Linked DNA regions of Homo sapiens: all the other regions are linked to region 3. The links are chromatin contacts, found by Hi-C or POLR2A ChIA-PET in ENCODE. All regions are on one chromosome and are shown on one strand. The core of a region is the stretch at or near the end of the contact, and the rest is flanking DNA. Distances in the headings are between cores, read along the strand shown. Region 1 holds the start of NOPCHAP1 (NOP protein chaperone 1). Region 2 overlaps TXNRD1 (thioredoxin reductase 1). Region 3 overlaps CHST11 (carbohydrate sulfotransferase 11).

Region 1 (2,700 bases), core at 22-2,521, 290 kb after region 3:
CCCATGAAAAGGTGTTCAGCATCACTAAATCATTAGAGAAATGCAAACCAAAACTTCAAGATATCACTTCACACTCACTGGGATGCTCACTGTCAAAAAGAAAGAAGCAACCAAACAGAAAAAGGAAATATTGACAAGGATGTGGAGAAATTGGAACTCTTGTGCACTGTGGGAATGTAAAATGGTGCAGCCACTATGAAAAACTATACGGAGGCTTCACAAAAACCTAAAAAGTAGAATTACCCTATTATCCAGTAATCCCATGTCTGGGTATGTATCCCAAAGCATTGAAAAGCAGGGTCTCTAAGAGATATTTGTACCACCATGTTCATTGCAGCAGCGTTCACAATGACCACGAGGTGGAAGCAACCAGCACGCCTGTTGAGAGATCAATGGTAAGAAAATGTGGTATATACATACAATGGCATATTATTCAGGCTTAAAAAAGAAGAGAATCCTGTTATGTGCTACAACATGTCTAAACCTTGAGGGTATTATTTTAAGTGAAATTAGTAACAAAAAGGCAAGTACTGTATGATTCCACCTACATAATGTATCTGAAGTAGTCAAGCTCATAGTAACAGAAAGTAGAACGATGGTAGCTGGGCATGATGGCTCACGCCTGTAATCCCAGCACTTTGGGAGGCCAAGGTGGGTGGATCTCCCGAGGTCAGGAAATCAAGATCAGCCCGGCCAACATGGTGAAAACCCGTCTCTATACAAAAATACAAAAATTAGCCGGGCGTGGTAGTGTGCACCTGTAATCTTAGCTACTTGGGAGGCTGAGGCACCAGCCTGGGCGACAGAGCAAGGCTGTTTCAAAAAGAAAGAAACAAAGAAGAAAGTAGAATGGTGGTTACCAAGGGACTGGAGTAGGGGTAAATGGGTATAAGGTTTCAGTTTTGCAAGATGAAAATGATCTAGAGGTCTGCCACCACTGAATTGTACAACTAAAAATGGTTAAGATGGTAGATTTTGTTACGTGTTTTTTCACCAATTAAAAAAAAATTTAATAAAAAAGGATAAAGAGGAGGGAAGCCTAATGTTATGCTCTTTATGCCCGAATTTGGCGAAATCGAGCCTTGCCCGCTGTTTTTTCCTATGACAGTGTCTGAACCTTTCTTTTTCCCAGGAGTAGGAATGGCCCCTGCTCCCGCGCAGCCTCCAGGCTGCACCACGCTCGCCCCGCCTCTCTCTCCGCTCCTTACTCCGCCCACCGCAGTTTCCTCCAATCGCGGCCCTCTCCCCGCCCCCTTACCCGAGCCTTTTTCCTGCATCCGGGCCTGAGAGTGCAGGCTTGAGGGAAGCATGGAGGTCCATGGCAAGCCCAAGGCTAGCCCGAGTTGTTCGTCGCCCACCCGGGATTCCTCAGGAGTCCCAGTGTCCAAGGAGCTGCTGACGGCGGGAAGCGACGGCCGCGGAGGTGACGGACGGGTGACGGCGGCATGGGCCGCACACGTGCGGCAGAGGAGGCGCGGCCGGTGCAGTTTGGGAGCCGGCCGGTGGCTCCCTGCCCGGGCTCCGTACCCTCGAGGGGAGCCCCGGGGACTGCTGCGGGGCTCCGGCGTGCCCTGCCCGCGGCAGGGGTGGGGGCTTTGGGGCGGGCACCCGGCTGCGGGCCCGGAATGGTTTCCCCAGCTAGTGGTTCTTATATTCTGCAAGGTAGTGAGCGCCCACCCTGCCAGGCGCCGCTGCCAGGCATCTGCCCTGCCCTGGAAGCTGGGAAGCTCTCGAGTTCTTTTGGGGAAGGGAGGGCTTTTGGTTTGGCTGCCTGGGTCGGAGCAGTTGGCTGATAGGGGGAAGCGGAGTAATATTATGCTAACAGTCCCTACCTCTTTCACACCCACACAGACCACCCCTTAGTGCTGCTGTCTTGTAGAGGGAGACATGCATCCAGGAAATCCACACAGCATTTCAGACACTATAGGTAGAATTTAAAAGCACGAGTTCGAATCCCAGCTCCACTAGTAATTAACTGGTGGGACTTAGAGTTATTTTCATTCCCTAAGCCTCAGTTTTTGCATTTGGAAAATGGTGATAGTAGTAATGCCTGTAGAATTTTTGTGAGGAGGAGAATGCCTAAAAAGGCTTGGGCATGTTGTCAGTAAATACTAGCTTGAAGAAAAGGTTTTGTGAGAACCCAGAGATTCCGAAGGAAGTATAATAATGATAACCAAAGCTTATGTAGTCCTTACTATGTATGCCCCAGAAACTAACTCATCTAATCCTCACAACAACCCTTTGCAGAAAATCTGTTATCTCTGTTTTATAGTTGAGGAACCTGAGACATGATTTATCATACAGGTAATTTACCTTCTGGAGATCATGTGGCTAGAAAGTAGCAAAACTGGGACTTGAATTCAAGTAGTCTGGCTCCAGACTCTGTGCTCTGATCACGAATCCAGTAGGCCTTAAGTAGTAGGCATTCAATGGATGTTTGTTGCGGCTCTGCTTTGCAGGTGAACAGGATTTGTTTTTTAACCAGAGAGTTAAGGGATTTTCCGGGTATTAGAAATAGGGTGTGCAAAGCCTTGAGTTTTGTACGTTCCCCTCTTGGAACTCTGATGGGATAGAGAGTTGGGATGATTTGAGTAGTGAGAAATGAGGCTGGAAAGGTAGAGTGGGTGACAAAATCCCCAAAAGGCTGCTTTCCTTGGGTTGAACGTCTTCAGGGAAGGGGAAATACCAGGCAAGCATGTT
Region 2 (2,700 bases), core at 121-2,620, 480 kb before region 3:
CCCAGCTAATTTTTTTACATTTTGTAGAGATGAGGTCTTGCCATGTTGCCCAGGCTGGTCTCAAACTTCTGGGCTCAAGTGATCTTCCCACCTTGGCCTCCCAGAGTGCTGGGATTACAGGTGTGAGCCACTGTACCCAGCCTAGATATTTTTCTATACACATACATATATACATAATGATGATTATTATTTTTCTAGAGATGGGTCTCACTCTGTTGCCTAGATTAGAGTGCAGTGGCATGAATCATAGCTCACTGAAACTGAACTGCTGGGCTCAAGTAATCCTCCTGCCTCAGCTTCCTGAGTAGCTAGGATTACAGGGACACACCACCATGCCTAGCCTCAATTTTAAATTTTTTGTAGAGATAGGTCTCACTAAGCAACAGCCCCATCTGATCTCGAACACCTGGCCTCAAGTGATCCTCCTGCCTCAGCCTCCCAAAGTATACTGCACCAGGCCCATATTATACATAACTATTGACATTAAAAATGTTCTTTTGTGTGTCACCTACAAACACTCTAGAAGCCACCTTCCTTAAGTACCATATGATCTCTAAGTTCCTTCTCAAATTAAAATTATGTGGTTAAGTTTCAAGAAACTAATTTCTTAATGATGCAGAAGGTTTTGCTTGAATGACTCTTCAACCGAGCATCTATTATTTATCAGGCACTGGGAACTCAGGGATAAACAAGGCATGATCTCAGTCCTTGAACATAGAGTCTCGTGGAGAAGAATGGCGTAGAAAATGCAGTGTCATGATGTGTAATCATAAAAGTAGATGGGTACACACCACTTCAGGAGAATGGCAGAGGGAGTTAACATCTTGGCACTTAGCATTTAGTATTTCTTCTGTAACACACATTCCATTCTATTTTAATGAGCTTGCAAACATTTTTCCTGCTGGATTTTTGAGGATCAGGAATGTGTTTTGTTCACTATCTTATCTCCTACAGTCCTTGGCATACTGCCCTACAAATCAGTAAATGTGTTTATATGACTCATATGGCAAAAGGCAATTTTTTTTTTTTTAATAAGTGAGGAATGTTCCAAAAGCCAATGCTATTAACATTGACCAGCTTCTTCTAGTAAGGAGAGGAGACAGTATTTTTTCAAAGTGCGGTCCTAAGACCACCTGCAAGAGAATTAATTACATGCTGGGAATGTGTAGATTAAAAACTCATTTTCCTGTTCTCCATTTCAGACCTACTAAATCAGCCTCAGAGTGAAGGAAGCTTCATTTTTGGTGTCTCAAGTGATTCTATTTGAACCAAGGCCTGAGAACACTGCAGTGAGGTGTTTAGGCCAGCGTCAAATCACCTATTTCTGGGCAGAGGTGCCTATCCTTAGCAATGGGGCTGAGGCTGGGGTGGAGGTTGCTACTGCAGATCACTGAGGCTGATAAGGGTGAGTCAGATGCCCCAAGAGGAAATTGAAAGCTTTGGAATGGAACCAAAGATCGTGACTGACATGCAGTCATGCAATCTGCAATCAGAAGTTAGTATTACACGATGCGCTAGATAATTGTAGAGTAATCTTGCTTTTTGTTGATTTTAACCAGGTAATTTAAAGTCATTACTCATTATTTGGATTTTCACATTTGAATGTTTACTCTTTGTATTAATGTGTACTGAGTATTTAAAGCTTTTAAATTAGCTTTTTTAAAAAGTGTATTTTAGGCCAGGTGCGGTAGATCATGCCTGTAATCCCAGCACTTTGGGAGGCCAAGGCGGGTGGATCATCTGAGGTCAGGAGTTCGAGACCAGTCTGGCCAACATGGTGAAACCCCATCTCTACTAAAAAAATACAAAATTAGCTGGGCGTGGTAGCACACACCTGTAATCCCAGCTACTCAGGAGGCTGAGGCAGGAGAATTGCTTTAATCCAGGAGGCAGAGGTTGCAGTGAGCTGAGGTCGTGCCATTGCACTCCAGCCTGGGTGATGAGAACGAAACTCCGTCTCCAAAAAAAAAAAAACGGTGGGGGGGAGGCGGTATTTTAGATTTACAGTTGGATTAAATCCTTGAAAGAACTCAAAAGAAGGAATTAATCTGTTAATGCCTTTTCTTTACCTTCATAAAACATCAGGGAATATTTCATGAATATTCCTTATATCCTACTTTCTAGCTCTGAGCATTACTTTGCTGGTAGAAACTAGTCTACATGTATATAACTATAAATGACTATCACAAATCACTCTTTGATGTTAAAAACAAACTATCTGGCTGGTTGTGGTGGCTCATGCCTGTATTCCTGGCACTTTGGGAGGCCCAGCTGGGAGGATTGCTTGACACCAGGAGTTCAAGACCAGCCTGGGCAACAAAGTGAGCCTCAGTCTCTGCAAAAACAAATAGCTGGGCATGGTGGCGTGCGCCTGTTAGTCACACCTGCTCAGGAGGTTAAGGTGGGAGGATCGCATGAGCGTGGGAGGTCGAGGCTGCAGTGAGCCATGATCAGGCTACTGCACTCCAGCCTGGGTAACAGAGGGAGACCCTGTCTCAGAAAAACAGCAACAAATCTACCTGTTGGGTTTTTCGTTTGTTTGGATTTTTATTTTATTTTATTTTATTTTGAGACGGAGTTTCACTCTTGTTGCCCAGGCTGGAGTGCATTGGCATGATCTTGGCTCACTGCAAACTCCATCTCCTGGGTTCAAGCGATTCTCCTGCCTCAGCCTCCCAAGTAGCTGGGATTACAGGCATG
Region 3 (2,700 bases), core at 188-2,687:
TTCTCAGGGCTGCTGTTAGCTGCCTTCTCATTCCTCTTACTCAGCATTCATCAAACACTTATCCTGCACTGGGCGCTGCACCAGGCCCCGGAGTTCAAAGGTGGCCAAGATGCCACTTTTGAAAAAAATGTTTTTTGAATGTGTTTTTTGGTTTTGTTTTGTTTTTGTGGTCATTTTCTTAAAAAACCTGGGTGTGGTCAAGAGCACAGCCCCCTGTTTTGACGCTGCATTAGTGGAGGGAATGAGTTTAACGAAGCGGGTGACTTCACCTGGGTCACCTGCCAGGATTCTATCTGGGGTCACAGTTACTTCAATAAAGTGAAGCAGGAACGAGGCAGAGGGGACATGGGCCTTTGTGAGAATGAACGATGGAAACTCTTTGAACTCCTGGGATAGAAAGGCCAAGCTGTCACTAGAGCTGTTCGTGATGGGAGAGTGATTAAAGCTCGTTGGAGTTTCCTGCCTTCTTCTGGCATCAGAACTTTATGCCTGCTCTGTGTTCGGAACCAGTGCAGCTCCGAGTCCTGAGCTTTGACGTGGGAATCAGATTTCCCTGGGCCTGAGTCAGATTCTGGGCCCCACAGAAGTCAGTGGCTCCCATTTGGCTGAGGGGGTTCCCACCGGACCCTTTGCTGGGTAGAAAACACAGCAGCCAAGAAAGATCTGTTGGTCCTTGAGTCAGCTGTTGAGAAATGGAGCCACAGGGGATGCTGGGGGGTTCTCCGAAGCTTGACACCCTGCCTTCAGATCCTGGCATCATCATTTGGCAGGAACACGTGTGGCCTTTCACAAGCAACAGGATTTCTTTGAGCCTCAGCTGTCCCATCTGTAAGATGGACATGGTGTTGCCTTCCCAACTGGCTTGCCCTGAGACTAAATTTGGAAATTGCCAACATTCCTCGAATGCTCCTTATGTGCCAGCTATTGTGGGGAGGGCCTCAGCTCAGCCCCCTCCAAGGCCTGATAGTTTGAAGGCACTGAGGTAGAGGTTTTGTGTCTGTTCCTAGAATTAGGCAGTTTGGTTCCAGAATCAACATCCTTAACCATTAGATGACACTGTCTGTGAAGAGAAAGAAAACTCATGAAAACACAATTCACAACACAATGAGTGTGTGTGTGTGTGTGTGTGTGTGTGTATGTGTCCTTGTGGTTTGCTTATTGAACAAGCATTTCCTGAGCACCTACTTTGTGCAAAGCCATGGAAACATAAAGATGACTAAGGCACAGTTCCCAGCTGCAAGCGGGGAGCTTCCAGACATTTCTATCTTACCTCAGAGCTAGTGATAAGAATAGGTTCCCTCACTCTCACTTCCACCCAGCATGTGCCTTAGCTTACAATTGATAGATTTTTTTAATTCTGTGACCACAGAGCTCTTTGCCAGAAATGGGGGCGGGGGAAATCCATTACCCAGAAGCGGCCCCAGCTCCCCCTTCACAGCCCTCCTTTCTTGTGGGTAGCTGGCATTGCCACGTACAGAGTAACTTGGACGTGACGCTTCACCGTGAAGTCACACTCCTGGCCTGCTGGGAACAGTGGGGCAGCCCTGGAGGAGCCAACCCGATGAATAACGTTATTGGAGGTGTCCATATAAAGAGGACCTTGTGTAAATAAATGATGTGACCCTCCCACCCCCACTTTGGCAGGGCTGCGGAGCTGAGAAAGGGAAGCACAGGAAATGTGTTTATTTTGCCTTTGCTGAGCAGTCGTTCTGAGGGTACACAATGCAACATTAAACCCCAGGGGAGCCTCCTAGGTATGTTAACTCGCCATCTGCATGCTCCCTTTGCTGTGCAAAGAGCACAGAAATGGTTTCCAAGCCTTCTGTTTGGCTCCCACCCACCCTACCTTTTTTCTTTTTTCCTTTTGTCTACTTGGGAAATTTTTGAAGATAAAGTGCAGCAGATGATATAATAAACACTTTTTACTCACCATCCTGAATTCACAAATGTAACATTGTGGCATATTTGCTTCAGATCTTTTATAGATCTGCCTATATAATAGAAATAAACCATCAGGGTCAGGCACGGTGGCTCACGCCTGTAATCGCAGCACTTTGGGAGGCTGAGGCGGGCGGATTACTTGAGGTCAGGAATTCAAGACCAGCCTGGCCAACATGGTGAAACCCCGACTCTGCTAAAAATACAAAAAAAAAAAAAAAAAAAAAAAAACATAGCTGGGCGTGGTGGTGCACACCTGTACACCTGTACTCCCAGCTACATGGGAGGCTGAGGCAGGAGAATTGCTTGAACCGGGAAGGCAGAGGTTGAAGTGAGCCGAGATCACGGTACTGCACTCCAGCCTGAGCAACAGAGTGAGACTCGGTCTCAAAAAAAGAATAAAATAAAATAAACAAACCATCACCAAGGTAGAAATCTCTTTTGAATCTCCTCTTCTCCCCTTCATCCCTGCCTCTCAACCTCTTATGAATTTACAATATAAATTCCAGTGTTTGTTTTATACTGTGACTCCTATATCTGGACCCAGATACAATATGCAACACAGGTTTATGTTTTCATAATTTATGTAGGTGCTATCATACTGAATATATTACTCTTCAATTTGCCTGTTCTGTACAACTATGTGTTTTGATGTCCAGCCCTGTGGATCCCTCAGTCTGTTCCAATTACTGTATCATGTTCCATCATATGATTATATTGCATTCTATTTATGTATCTACCTATAGGTAGACAGATAAATTG

The links. A loop is a pair of places that touch in the nucleus more often than their neighbours do. ChIA-PET counts read pairs that join two places held with the same protein, here RNA polymerase II (POLR2A). Pooled maps may share reads with other maps.
Region 1: a loop to region 3 is called in a pooled map, with 2.7 times the contacts of the local background. The contact joins the promoter of NOPCHAP1 here to the enhancer-like site in region 3. A Hi-C loop is called at or near these places in 9 of 37 single-sample maps with no recorded cell type and 12 of 50 pooled maps.
Region 2: a loop to region 3 is called in a pooled map, with 15 times the contacts of the local background. The contact joins two enhancer-like sites. A Hi-C loop is called at or near these places in 1 of 37 single-sample maps with no recorded cell type and 11 of 50 pooled maps. POLR2A ChIA-PET finds 5 or more read pairs at or near these places in 2 of 52 experiments (WTC11 and activated CD4-positive, alpha-beta memory T cell).

What each region holds. Positions count from the first base shown.
Region 1 is chr12:104,985,045-104,987,744 of GRCh38, forward strand. It overlaps NOPCHAP1 (NOP protein chaperone 1), which reads left to right and starts at 1,272. Exons shown (of 4, transcript NM_152318.3): 1 at 1,272-1,423. The coding sequence starts at 1,309. It overlaps LOC105369952 (a long non-coding RNA gene), which reads right to left and starts at 1,326. Exons shown (of 2, transcript XR_007063436.1): 1 at 1,259-1,326. RefSeq lists enhancers at 926-1,438, 1,439-1,949 and a silencer at 1,502-1,751.
Region 2 is chr12:104,218,766-104,221,465 of GRCh38, forward strand. The region is part of intron 1 of TXNRD1 (thioredoxin reductase 1); the gene reads left to right. Among named protein-coding and RNA genes, the nearest start is that of TXNRD1, 4.3 kb to the left of the region's middle. RefSeq lists an enhancer at 681-825 and a cis regulatory region at 748-758. Within about 2 kb of position 1,371, at least 18 of the 41 ENCODE cell types and tissues checked have a DNase peak (open chromatin) inside an H3K27ac peak, as active enhancers do.
Region 3 is chr12:104,694,339-104,697,038 of GRCh38, forward strand. The region is part of intron 2 of CHST11 (carbohydrate sulfotransferase 11); the gene reads left to right. Among named protein-coding and RNA genes, the nearest start is that of MIR3922, 100 kb to the left of the region's middle. RefSeq lists an enhancer at 1,384-1,523. Within about 2 kb of position 1,438, at least 8 of the 41 ENCODE cell types and tissues checked have a DNase peak (open chromatin) inside an H3K27ac peak, as active enhancers do.